Regions from separate parts of the Homo sapiens genome. Here region 1 is linked to region 2. A link is an interaction called in ENCODE POLR2A ChIA-PET data of the cell type or tissue named here. Cell type or tissue: MCF 10A. All regions are shown on one strand. Each heading gives the region's core, and the rest is flanking DNA. Links, peaks and the distances in the headings are about the cores only. Region 1 overlaps ST8SIA1 (ST8 alpha-N-acetyl-neuraminide alpha-2,8-sialyltransferase 1). Region 2 overlaps ST8SIA1 (ST8 alpha-N-acetyl-neuraminide alpha-2,8-sialyltransferase 1).

The links. Peaks named below come from ENCODE experiments on the same cell type or tissue, not always from the same donor. Only the 100,000 strongest peaks of a DNase experiment are listed, where the experiment ranks them.
Region 1: POLR2A ChIA-PET joins it to region 2 with 11 read pairs; 2 of 35 experiments call an interaction of 5 or more read pairs at or near these places.

Annotation. Positions count from the first base shown.
Region 1 is chr12:22,228,867-22,234,250 of GRCh38, reverse strand. All of the region lies in intron 4 of ST8SIA1 (ST8 alpha-N-acetyl-neuraminide alpha-2,8-sialyltransferase 1), which reads left to right. Among named protein-coding and RNA genes, the nearest start is that of ST8SIA1, 100 kb to the left of the region's middle. In MCF 10A, for the core only: no CTCF peak of the experiment used is centred there; no DNase peak of the experiment used is centred there.
Region 2 is chr12:22,280,253-22,285,636 of GRCh38, reverse strand. The region is part of intron 2 of ST8SIA1 (ST8 alpha-N-acetyl-neuraminide alpha-2,8-sialyltransferase 1); the gene reads left to right. Among named protein-coding and RNA genes, the nearest start is that of ST8SIA1, 52 kb to the left of the region's middle. RefSeq lists an enhancer at 2,456-2,625. In MCF 10A, for the core only: a CTCF peak has its summit at 1,929; DNase peaks (open chromatin) are centred at 2,336 and 3,156.

The sequences.
Region 1 (5,384 bases), core at 287-5,286, 52 kb after region 2:
TTTTGATCTGTCACTCAGGCTGGAGTGCAGTGGTGCGATCTCAGCTCACTGTAACCTCTGCCTCCTGGGTTCAAGTGATTCTCCTACCTCAGCCTCCCGAGTAGCTGGAATTACAGGCACCCACCACCACGCCCAGCTAACTTTTGCATTTTTAGTAGAGACAGGGTTTCACCATGTTGGCCAGACTGGTGTCGAACTCCTGACCTGAAGTGATCCGCCCACCTTGGCCTCTCAAAGTGTTGGGATTAAAGTCGTGAGCCACTGCACCCAGCCAAATAATATATTATATTTGATAAAATATAATTTGTTTTAAACAAAAAAATCTGCCAATTCCTCTGAAATACAAATGATTAGATAGAAAATAAAACAGGGAATATTTGGAGGAAGCATGGCACATAAAAGAAAATACTAAGCACTGCACAACCATGAGGCACATAGAACTGATACGCTGAGAGGTAAGTAATGCATGTATTAGCATTATCCTGATTTTTCAGTGAAAACTTTTGTGACAGACAAGTTAGGTGATTTGCTTCAATCAGCTATTAAGTGGCAGATTAGGCACTTGAACCTAGGTCTTTGGACCCTTTTTTTTTTGAGAAGTAGTTTGAGAGATACTGTGGAGGGGTTTATGGTTGGCATCGCAGCTTACCCGTGTTTTACTGCGAGAGAAGAGAAAACAAGAAAATTCCAAGAGGTCAATAATGAGTTTACCATTTAAAAGAGAAAAGGAGGATTTATTGACTTGAGATACTTGAGTGAAACTCCTGGGGAGACAAAAAAGGGTGATTTATGATTCTGTACTCTGTATTTCAAAGATTCTGACAGTAACAGAATACATGAAAGGTGAAAGAATGCATGCTCAGTAAATGTTAAAAAAAAAAATACACCACCACAGTACTCTACTCTTAAACTTGATTGATATTTTTGCTGGGATTTTATTTCTACTTTGGAAATCCTTTTAGCATTTCGAAGATGTTCCTCCAATGTTTCTTCCTAGATTCAGTGTTGCTTCTGAGAAAACTGATGTCATTGTGATTCCTGATCTTTTGTGTATGACCTGTACGTCTACTTACCCCTGCATTCTAATCTGGTCGTCTTCCTCGCCTCATATTTTGAAATTTCACAGTGATACGCCTAGTGATTGGCTTAATTTCATTCATTGTGCTGGCACGCAGTGGACCTTTTCAATCTGCAAGGTTATGTCCTTTCATTTTGGATATTTTTCTTGAGTTATTGCCTTAATTCTGCTTTGCCAATTGCAGTAGTCAGTTGTTAGTTCTCTTATTTGACCCACCGGGAACATGTGACACATTGATTTTTCTCTCCTTAAACCACTTACTTCACTTAGTTTCCAAGTCAATGCTGTTTAGATTCTCTTGCCATTTTATTTTTTATTTATTTTTATTTTTATTTTTTTGAGGCAGAGTCTCTGTCACCTGGCTGGAGTGCAGTGGCGAGATCTTGGCTCACTGCAACCTCCGCCTCCCGGGTTCAAACCATTCTCCTGCCTCAGCCTCCTGAGTAGCTGGGATTACAGGCATGCGCCACCATGTCCGGCCTATTTTATTCACTTTCTACAGGATTTTATCCAGTCTCAGGGCTTAAATACTATATGTATATCCTCTGATGACTCTTAAATTTGTACTCTGAGACCTATTCTTTTATCTCCAGACTCATATACCTAACTCCCAGCTTGGCTAATCTATTTGGATATGTAATATGAATATCAAACTTAAAATAACCAGTACAGAACTCCTAATTCCCCCTTTTCTGCAAACCTGTGTATTCTGTCATTTTCCCCATCTCAAAGAAATGGAAACTCCATTTTTCATTTGCTCAGCTCAAAAACCTTGAATTGGAGTCCCCCTTGGCTTATTTTATTAAATCCACTGCTAAATTACGGTGGCTCTACTTTCGTATTTTATGACCATTATTCACCTCCTCCACTGTCATGACCTTGGTCCATGTGTCTCCCGAATAATTGCAGTCATCTCCCAATAAGTTTTTATGCTTCCAGCCTCACCACTGTGCTGTTTAGTAACTTATTGCCTCTCAGCTGCAAAACCACTTTCATATACCCTGGTTTGTGTTGCTGAAACCATGATTTTACAAATCACGTTTCCCCCTTGCCAGCTAGTTTCTGACTGGGGGCACTAGAGGGACACTATGGGAGGCTGAAAGGGGAAAGAGATTTGTTCCTTCCTGCTGGTGTCCTGTGGGTCTCCTGTCTCCTTGTGGTTCCTATGAGAATAACCCTAGCAACCATTCTTTTCCATAGCAGTAGCTAAATTCAAGTGGCAGCATTTCTCAGCACTTTAAACTTAGTCAACACACATGTAAGAGATTCTTATTCTTGTCTTTTAAACTTTGACATTTGTAAAACCACAACAACCCAGTCTAAGAATAAAGCAATTCTTTGGGAGGCTGAGGCAGGCGGATCATGAGGTCAGGAGATCGAGACCATCCTGGCTAACACGGTGAAACCCCGTCTCTACTAAAAATACAAAAAATTAGCCGGGCGTGGTGGTGGGTGCCTGTAGTCCCAGCTACTCGGGGGGCTGAGGCAGGAGAATGGCGTGAACCCGGGAGGCGGAGCTTGCAGTGAGCCAAGATCGCACCACTGCACTCTAGCCTGGGTGACAGAGCAAGACTCCATCTCAAAAAAAAAATAATAAACAAAAATAAAAATAAAAATCTTATTGCATTAGCACAAAGTAGAAGAATTAGTTTATCCTTGGCCATCCCAAACTCTTATGCTTCTTTATTCTAGCCAGGCATTTTCTTCCCACATGGGCTGGTTTTTCTACTTTAAATTATCATTTCATCTTACAATTGTATCCTGTGGTACTCTTCACAGCTCAGAAAAAAAAAAGCTTATTCTAATTAATTTGATAAAATTATTAGTCTCTTACCTGTTTTGGAGTGAAGGTGTTAGTGATAGGGTGGTGATCGTGGAACAGTTGGAATGTCAAGTCAGCATTTCCAGCAGGACATGGGTCTTTGGAAAATCACGTGCAACATTGTTCATTTAATTCATTTGGAAATTCATTAAATTTTCCAAATACAAGTATTTAAATATATAATATTATATATGTATTATTATGTCTATTATATATTTATATATAATTAAGTATAATTATATCTATAAAGTATATAATTATATATTTAAATACTCATGCTCACTTATTTTCACAACTCAACTTACAAAACATCAAGCTCACCAACATATTTCTAGTTTTTTGGGATATGCAGAGATGTGATTCTTAGAAGAGGCCTCACTTTCCCTGGGAAGTGCATCAGAATTGGCAGAGGCAGTGGCCCAAGAGATCTTAATGTTTATTAAAGATAAATGTGGGTTAGAAACAACAGCCTGGGGACTGCTGCTTTCCATTACCCCCTCCCCAATTGTGGTATCCTTGCTCCCATTCCCAGTGATGTGGTGTTCCTTGGTTCCAAGAGCCCCGTCCCCCAGCAATGCCCTGTGATTCAGATCTTCTCAACTCAATGTCTAGTCTCTACTCTATTCAAGATGATAGTGAGTCATTTGATAAACATATCTTTGTTGAAATGTTAGTAGTTTATAAGGGGTAATGTTTTACTTCTCTCTGTGGTTTTACATTTTAACTGGAGCCACCCTGAGGAAACTAAATGCTTTAAAGAAATAGAATAATTCTTTAACTGGAGAAACTGCAGACACTTTGACTGTCTTGGGAGTGAGGGCTGGGCAGGGGATTTTAGACGGGGGATTGGAAAGGAATCCTTCATGTTCTTTACATCATTCCATTTATACAGCTAGTTATTCCTAGGGCTGACCTTGCTACCACAAGATTAATGATGGCTTTTGGAGAACTAATGGGAAACAGACTCTACTCTTTTGTATTACAGAGCCCCAGAGAGGGCAGGATTCAGAGTCTATAGCTGTGCTCTAAGACTAGAGGCTCTTAGAAGGTTGCCTTTTTCATGGTTTACATGTCATGGCAACAAATTCTGTGAAAAAAAGAGATTTCATTCCTCAAATATATGCTAGATCATAACATGTGCCTGATATCACTAAAACCCCAGAAGGCAAAGATTTCATAACCTTTAGATGGAAAGGTTTTCTGATTTTTGTGTAAGAGCATTATTTTGTAAGAGCTTGACACTATTTGTTTGAACAATTGTTAAATAAATATTTTGAAACAGAGATTTAAAGTCCTGGACGAATGAAACTAGTGGTTACCGGTACTTACATTACTTGATCTCTGCTGCACTTAACACATGTTTCTGCATTCTTGATATTCTTTCCACCCTATGTCCCAACACAGCTCTCTTTACTGTTTCTTGTTATCTTCCTTTGTTGGTTTTCCTTTCATCTGCTACCTTAATGTTGGTGTTCCCAAGTGTTGAACTACCACTAGTTCAGACCTGTCCCAGGCCTTGAATCTCTTCTGTGCTTCAGACAGCTATGTGTCTACTGGCCAACTCCACTTAGAAATCCCCAGGTACCTCATGTTTCATATGTCCTTAAAGTGAATAATTTTTCTCCCATCAAACCATCCTTGATCCTGTAGTTATCATCACAGTTATTGGCACCATCTTTCAAGCCATCATGGTGGATAACCTTGAAGTTATTCTTTTTTTTTTTTTTTTTTTTTTGAAACCCGGTCTTGCTCTGTTACTCAGGCTGGAGTGCAGTGGTGCCATCACAGCTGACTGCAGACTCGACCGCCTGGGCTCAAGCAATCCTCCCACTTTGGCCTCTCAAGTAGCTGGGACTACAGGTGCATGCCACCATGCCCAGTGAATTTTTTGATTTTTGTAGAGACAAGTTCTCCCTATGTTGCCCAGGCTGGTCTCAAATCCCTGGCCTGGAGTGATCCTCCCACCTCAGCCTCCCAAAGTTTTGGGATTACAGGCATGAGCCACCATGCTCAGCCATTGAAGTCATTCTTGTACATCCTCATTGTCATCATCCCTATCTATTAATCTACAAACACTGTTAATATCACTTTTACATTATCCATGAACTCTGTTGCTGTCTCAGTATTTCCACTGCCATTGTCTTTGTTCAGGCTGTTCTAATCCCTTGCTGAAAATAGTGTCCTAAGATCTTCCTTCAACACCCCTCCCCTGTTTTTTTACAGTATAGATTTGTCTTTAAAATCCAGAGTCAATATTCTTCACTGGCTCCCCATTACTTTTTTTTTTTTTTTTTTTGGAGATGGAGTCTTGCTCTGTCACCCAGGCTGGAGTGCAGTGGTGCGATCTCAGCTTACTGCGACCTCCGCCTCCCGGCTTCAAGTGATTCTCCTGCCTCATCCTCCTGAGTAGCTGGGATTACAAATGCCCACCACCATGCCCAGCTAATTTTTGTATTTTTAGATGAGACGGGGTTTCACCATGTT
Region 2 (5,384 bases), core at 99-5,098:
GCCTCCCAAAGTGCTGGGATTACAGGCGTGAGCCACCGCGCCCGACTGTAAAACATAATAAATGTACTTTATAAATACAAAGCATTATATGTTTGGTATTAATGTGCTGATTCATACTTAGTATCTTGAGGCTGAGGCATGAAAAGCAGAATTGTATTGGTGAGGGTTTAGGCAAGGTACAGAAATCTCTTTAGGTACTTTTAGCAGAAAGATATTTCATATAGGGAATTTGGCATTTAAAAAAATCATTGGAAGAATGGAGAAATGGGAGCCAAAGGGTGGTTCCTAGAATTACTGAGTACAAGAACCTACTACTGTAACTGTGGTCTAGGGACTGGGAAGCCCCAACTTGGCATTGCTGTTAGTGTGGCCACAACTGCTTCTGTTAGAAATAGGGGAAAGAATATGAGTTCCAATTCTCCTCCTCATTTCAAATCTTCCTCAAATGCTTCTAATGGAGAAATGATTTGCATCCAGAACACTAGTTGCGAAGAAGTCCAGGAAAGGCAGTTTTTAACTGTCATGCTTCAGCAGGAAGCTGGAAAGAGAGTGGTACAGAGGTTAAGCAAGCCAATCCACAGGATATTCTATGTATGAAAACTGCTACAAACTAGTTGTGGCATGAGGAAGAGATAAGGAAGCAATCTCCTTTAACAGCTCCTCACATAGAAACATTTTAAATGAAATCCAAAGTAGCTTTTTTTTATAGATGAGGACTTTTAGTTTTACCAAATGAATTCTAACTTTGTATTAGAAAATAGATTTAAAAGGATGATTAAAGAAATATAAACTAGCCTCCTATATTATCTATCGGTTGCAGCAATAGGGTTATAAGAAACATTTACTTTGTAAAGTCTGTGCAAATGAATTCTGTGCCTCTTTGTGCCAGTTGCAAGACCAAGGAAACATCCTTGAATAATAAAGGAAGAATACTTTTTTCTTGGGAATCAGAAGTCATGACATCATTGTGTATGGGCACAGCCATTGCAAAAGGCAGAACCAATTCAATGAGTAGATTTTTTTTAATTGCATATGTATGTATTTTCCTGCTAAGAATCTGAAATGACTAATTAATTCATAGAAATCTTGGTAAACCAGTTTGCATCACTGGAAAAAATGGTATTTTCCCTCTGCTCTCATCCATTATTATTTCTTAGCAAAATGTTTCTAGTTTGTTATCAGCCAAAAAGGGTTGCCAGTTAATTGATACGCTTCATTTATGTTCCCAGTGGGAAGAAAATAGCGTGTGCAGGTGAGGTAGAAATGCAGGTGAGTGGGCCAGGCTCAGCGTTTTCAGCATGAACAAAGCTTCACTCCTTTCCCAGAGTTTCAGTGAAATAATGCTAAGTCACTCATTTCTAACTTCGATTCCATGTCTGTACCTTTACACTTGCCCCTTAAATACTCCGTATATGTTAGCCATCATTATCAATGTTATTCGTTTGCCTACTTTTGTTTTTTTGTCGTTGGTACAAAGATGCAGTGTAAGAAGGGAGATGCTCTGGTACATTAGGGAATGGCAACAGGTCCTATAATGGCTGGGGCAGTGTATCCTCAGGAGGTAACTATTGAAATGTCTGTGAATTGAGATGCCACATCAAACTCCTTTTAGTTAGTTAGTTCTATGCTATTTGAACCTTCCACAACTTTCTGTAACTTTCTGTTCAAATTTATTCAATTCTGCCACATAATGCGGTGTACATAACTTCATATCTCCATATGACAGTGTTCTGTGTTCTAAAAGTCCTTATCTGCTATCTCAGTACCATCTTGTGAGCTCTTGAGAACAAGAGGGTTTTCCCTTTTGTGCCCACTGCAGTGCTTCCCACTCAGTATAAATAGTCATTCCCAACCACTCATGTCTGTCAAGGGCGTTCCTGTCTGTGTCTCACTTGGGCTGGACCCCTGCAGTACCCTTGCTTGAACTATAGGAAACCAAGCAGGAAATTCAGAGGTAGCTGTTTCCAAAGGGCTCTATAAATGTATTTTGGTGAAATATTTGTTGAATATTATTAGGCATGAAGGGCAGAATTTTTAACCTTCACACAGGATTTTTAAAACATGCGATGTATGTGTGCGTGTTTGTATTTGGGGAGGACGGTGTGATGGTATCAGCCTTCCCACTTTGAGAATAGCTGCTCCCAATCCCCTGGGTTGGGACCAGCTCTTTCCTGCTTAGCCAGGAACTGCCCCTTTTAAGCCTGCATGGTCCAGTGTTTACAGGAATTATTGAATGAACCCTATTTTGACCTAAGATATCTTGCCAAGGAAGGACACAAATTTCCATGGAAATGAGTGAGGCAGTAGCAGGAATGTTAGAAACCACAACTGTGCTGATACAATCTGAAAAATATTTCCTTTTGGTATTATAAAAACACGGTTGGCTGTCCATTCTCTTACATTGTGATATAAATTACATTTCTCCTCAGCACGTTCACCCAGGGCCATATGTAAAGCATCACAAAACATCCTTAATGCACCCCACATAGACACTCATTTCCAGCTTCCTAGGTTGGCTGTAGGCTCCTGTCATGTTCCACTGAGCCTGGACCTGCAGCGTTCTTGGCCTGTGGGAAACCCAGCAGGATATTTTGGAGTAGTTTGTCAAAATAGCCTTGTTAAAATGAAAATACACATTTTTTTTCCTTCACAGTAGTGTGCTTAATAGAATTCTCTGAGCTCCCGGATATCCCTGAGTTTCACAGCAATTTTTTTTTCTTTTAATAAAATTTGGACTATACTACATAATCTACAGAATTTGGTAGTTTTTTCCACTTATTCATATTATTGTAATCATTTCCCGTGACATATATCTTTTTGGCTGGAAGGAAACTAAGGGGTCTAATGTCTGGTGGGGATGGATCTTTGCTGGACTTTTGTTAGGTTCTATTGTTAGGCTTCCATCTGGCTGCTTTATAACAGAAACCTGATGGGGGGCAGAACCAAATAATTGCTTATTTATCTCAAGCAATAAAGAATTAGAGGGTAGGTAGTTTAGGGCTCAGTGATGGCTACATAGTGTGCCATCAAGCTCCCAGACCCCTGTCTTCCTACTCAAACCTCCTTAGCTGATGGCCAAGGAACTTCGCAGTTTCGGTTCAGGATCCCAGCAAAAAGAAGGAGTAAACAGAAGAGGAAAGCTGGACAGATTCCTGCTCATGTATCATTAATCAGGAATGAGTCACATGGGCATGTCTAACTGCAAGAAAGCCTGGGAAGTTCAGTTTTCCAGCTTTAGGCAAATGCCTTGCGTTTGTCAACTATACGGGCTGCCTCAGTTTCTTCACATGTTATCTCGCTCAGCCCTTACAGCGACTCTGTGTGGCTGTTATTATTGCCTCCATTTCATGGATGAAGCTAAGACTGAGAGGGGTTAAATACCTTATTGAGGGTCCCAGAGCTGGTAGGTGGAAGGGCTGGGATGTGAAACCTGGCCTGTCTGATTTCAAAGGTATTAGTGTTTACTCTATGGTTTATTTCCTTAGAAGACATGGATTCTAGTGGATTAGTTCATTCTTATCACTCAGTCACCTTGAAACTGTTTTAAGGTTTTTCACTTCTAAGAATACCTTTATAAGAAATGGAGAAATTTCATTTTTTAAATTTATTTTTATTTTATTTTATTTTGAGACAGGGTCTTGCTCTGTTTGATAAACTAAAAATGCAGTGGCACGATCATGGCTCACTGCAAGCCTCCACCTTCTGGGCTCAAGTGATCCTCCCACCTCCACCTCCCAAGTAGCTGGGATTATAGGCGTGTGCTACCACACCCGGCTAATCTTTGTATTTTTTTTATTGTATTTTTTTTTTTTTTTTTGTAGAGACAAGGTTTTGTTATGTTGACCAGGCTGGTCTAGGAATGCTGGGCTCAACTAATCCACCCATCTTGGCCTCCTAAAATGCTGAAATTGCAGGCATGAACCACTACACCTGGCCAAGAAATTTCTTTTGCAGCTTTTTGGGAGAAAAAGTAGAGTGTAGCTATACAGGATATGGAATCCTATACAACACCATAGTTTCCCATACAATACTCTAGTCTCTTTTTGGCTTTGAGCTCCCCGGTATCCCCTGTTGAAAGGAGAAATAAGAGCATTTACATTATTTTGAGTTTTATAAAGGGGAAACCTTGCATTGCTTCTTTGTTATAGGAATCTAGAACATGGTTCCACTACTATTGAATAATTAAGGTAATTGGCCCTGCCATTCTTGGCCTAATGCTAACACTAGAGTACTGTTTAGGGTATGCAGTCTAAAAATCTGGATCCTAAGCCTGGCCTTTCTATGATGACGCTTATGATCCCAGACAAGTCATGGAACCATTCTCAGCATGAATTTTATAATTTGCACATTGGGACAAATAATACCTGGTCTTTATATTTCAGTATCATTATTATGAGTAACAAAGTTAAAATGAGATAATGGGTTTAAAAGTGCTTTGTAATGAATGCACCATAAAAACATATGATAATATTATTACTGTTATTTTCTCTCAAAGTGTTTACGGACTTTAGCATTGCCTTGGCATTTGGGTAATGCCAGGAACCCATGAAGCAAAACAAAAACTAAAACACCACTAAAAAAAGGGTGAAATCAATTTTACAGGACAGTGAAAAGAAATAAAGGTGTTGAAGCTGGGATTTCGGGAAACATAAAGTAGTAACAGAGAATGTTACAGTCTTTGTTTCATTATATTTGGATAATAATTACAGTAAAGTAAAAGAGCAAGGTGAAATAAATCATTAACTTCTAGTGAATTAAGATTGTGATCTGAACAATGAATTGATATCCACTGTTCTTCAAATTGCTGTGTAACTGAGAAGAGCAGGAAAATGGATCATCACTGGATGTCCAAATATCTGTTATCTTCATAGGGAAAGGAAAACAATCGATTAGAAGTGAGGTAGTGCAATGGAGTTGCTCAGAAGAATAGCTGATGGGAACTTTAAGATGTCTTGTTTTTCAAATTTAGAAATAATTGAAAATTAAGACCTTTCTTTAATGAAAATTTGCAGGTTGTCTATGGTTGAGAACAAAATGAAAAATAAAGGAATGCTCTATCTTGCCATGGTGTAGATCTTTCTAAATTACTTGACAATGTGTAAAATTTCATACAAAGACCGATTATGGCTCAGGATTCTAGCTTCCTGGGAATAATTGAAAAGAATTCATGACACCAATTACCACTGAGTCACATCTCATCCCGTAGGCCTGACGGGAGTGATAGCTTTTCTTAGGAGGTGTTACTGTTCCATATAACATTTTCTTCTTAGGTGTGGTGACATGACAGGGTGTTTCCCTGCAGGAGAACCTGGTATACCTTTAGTTTTTTTTCTTTGATTAGTTTCTTAATCTTGGTTGCTCTTACAAAGGTCCAAGTGTAGAAA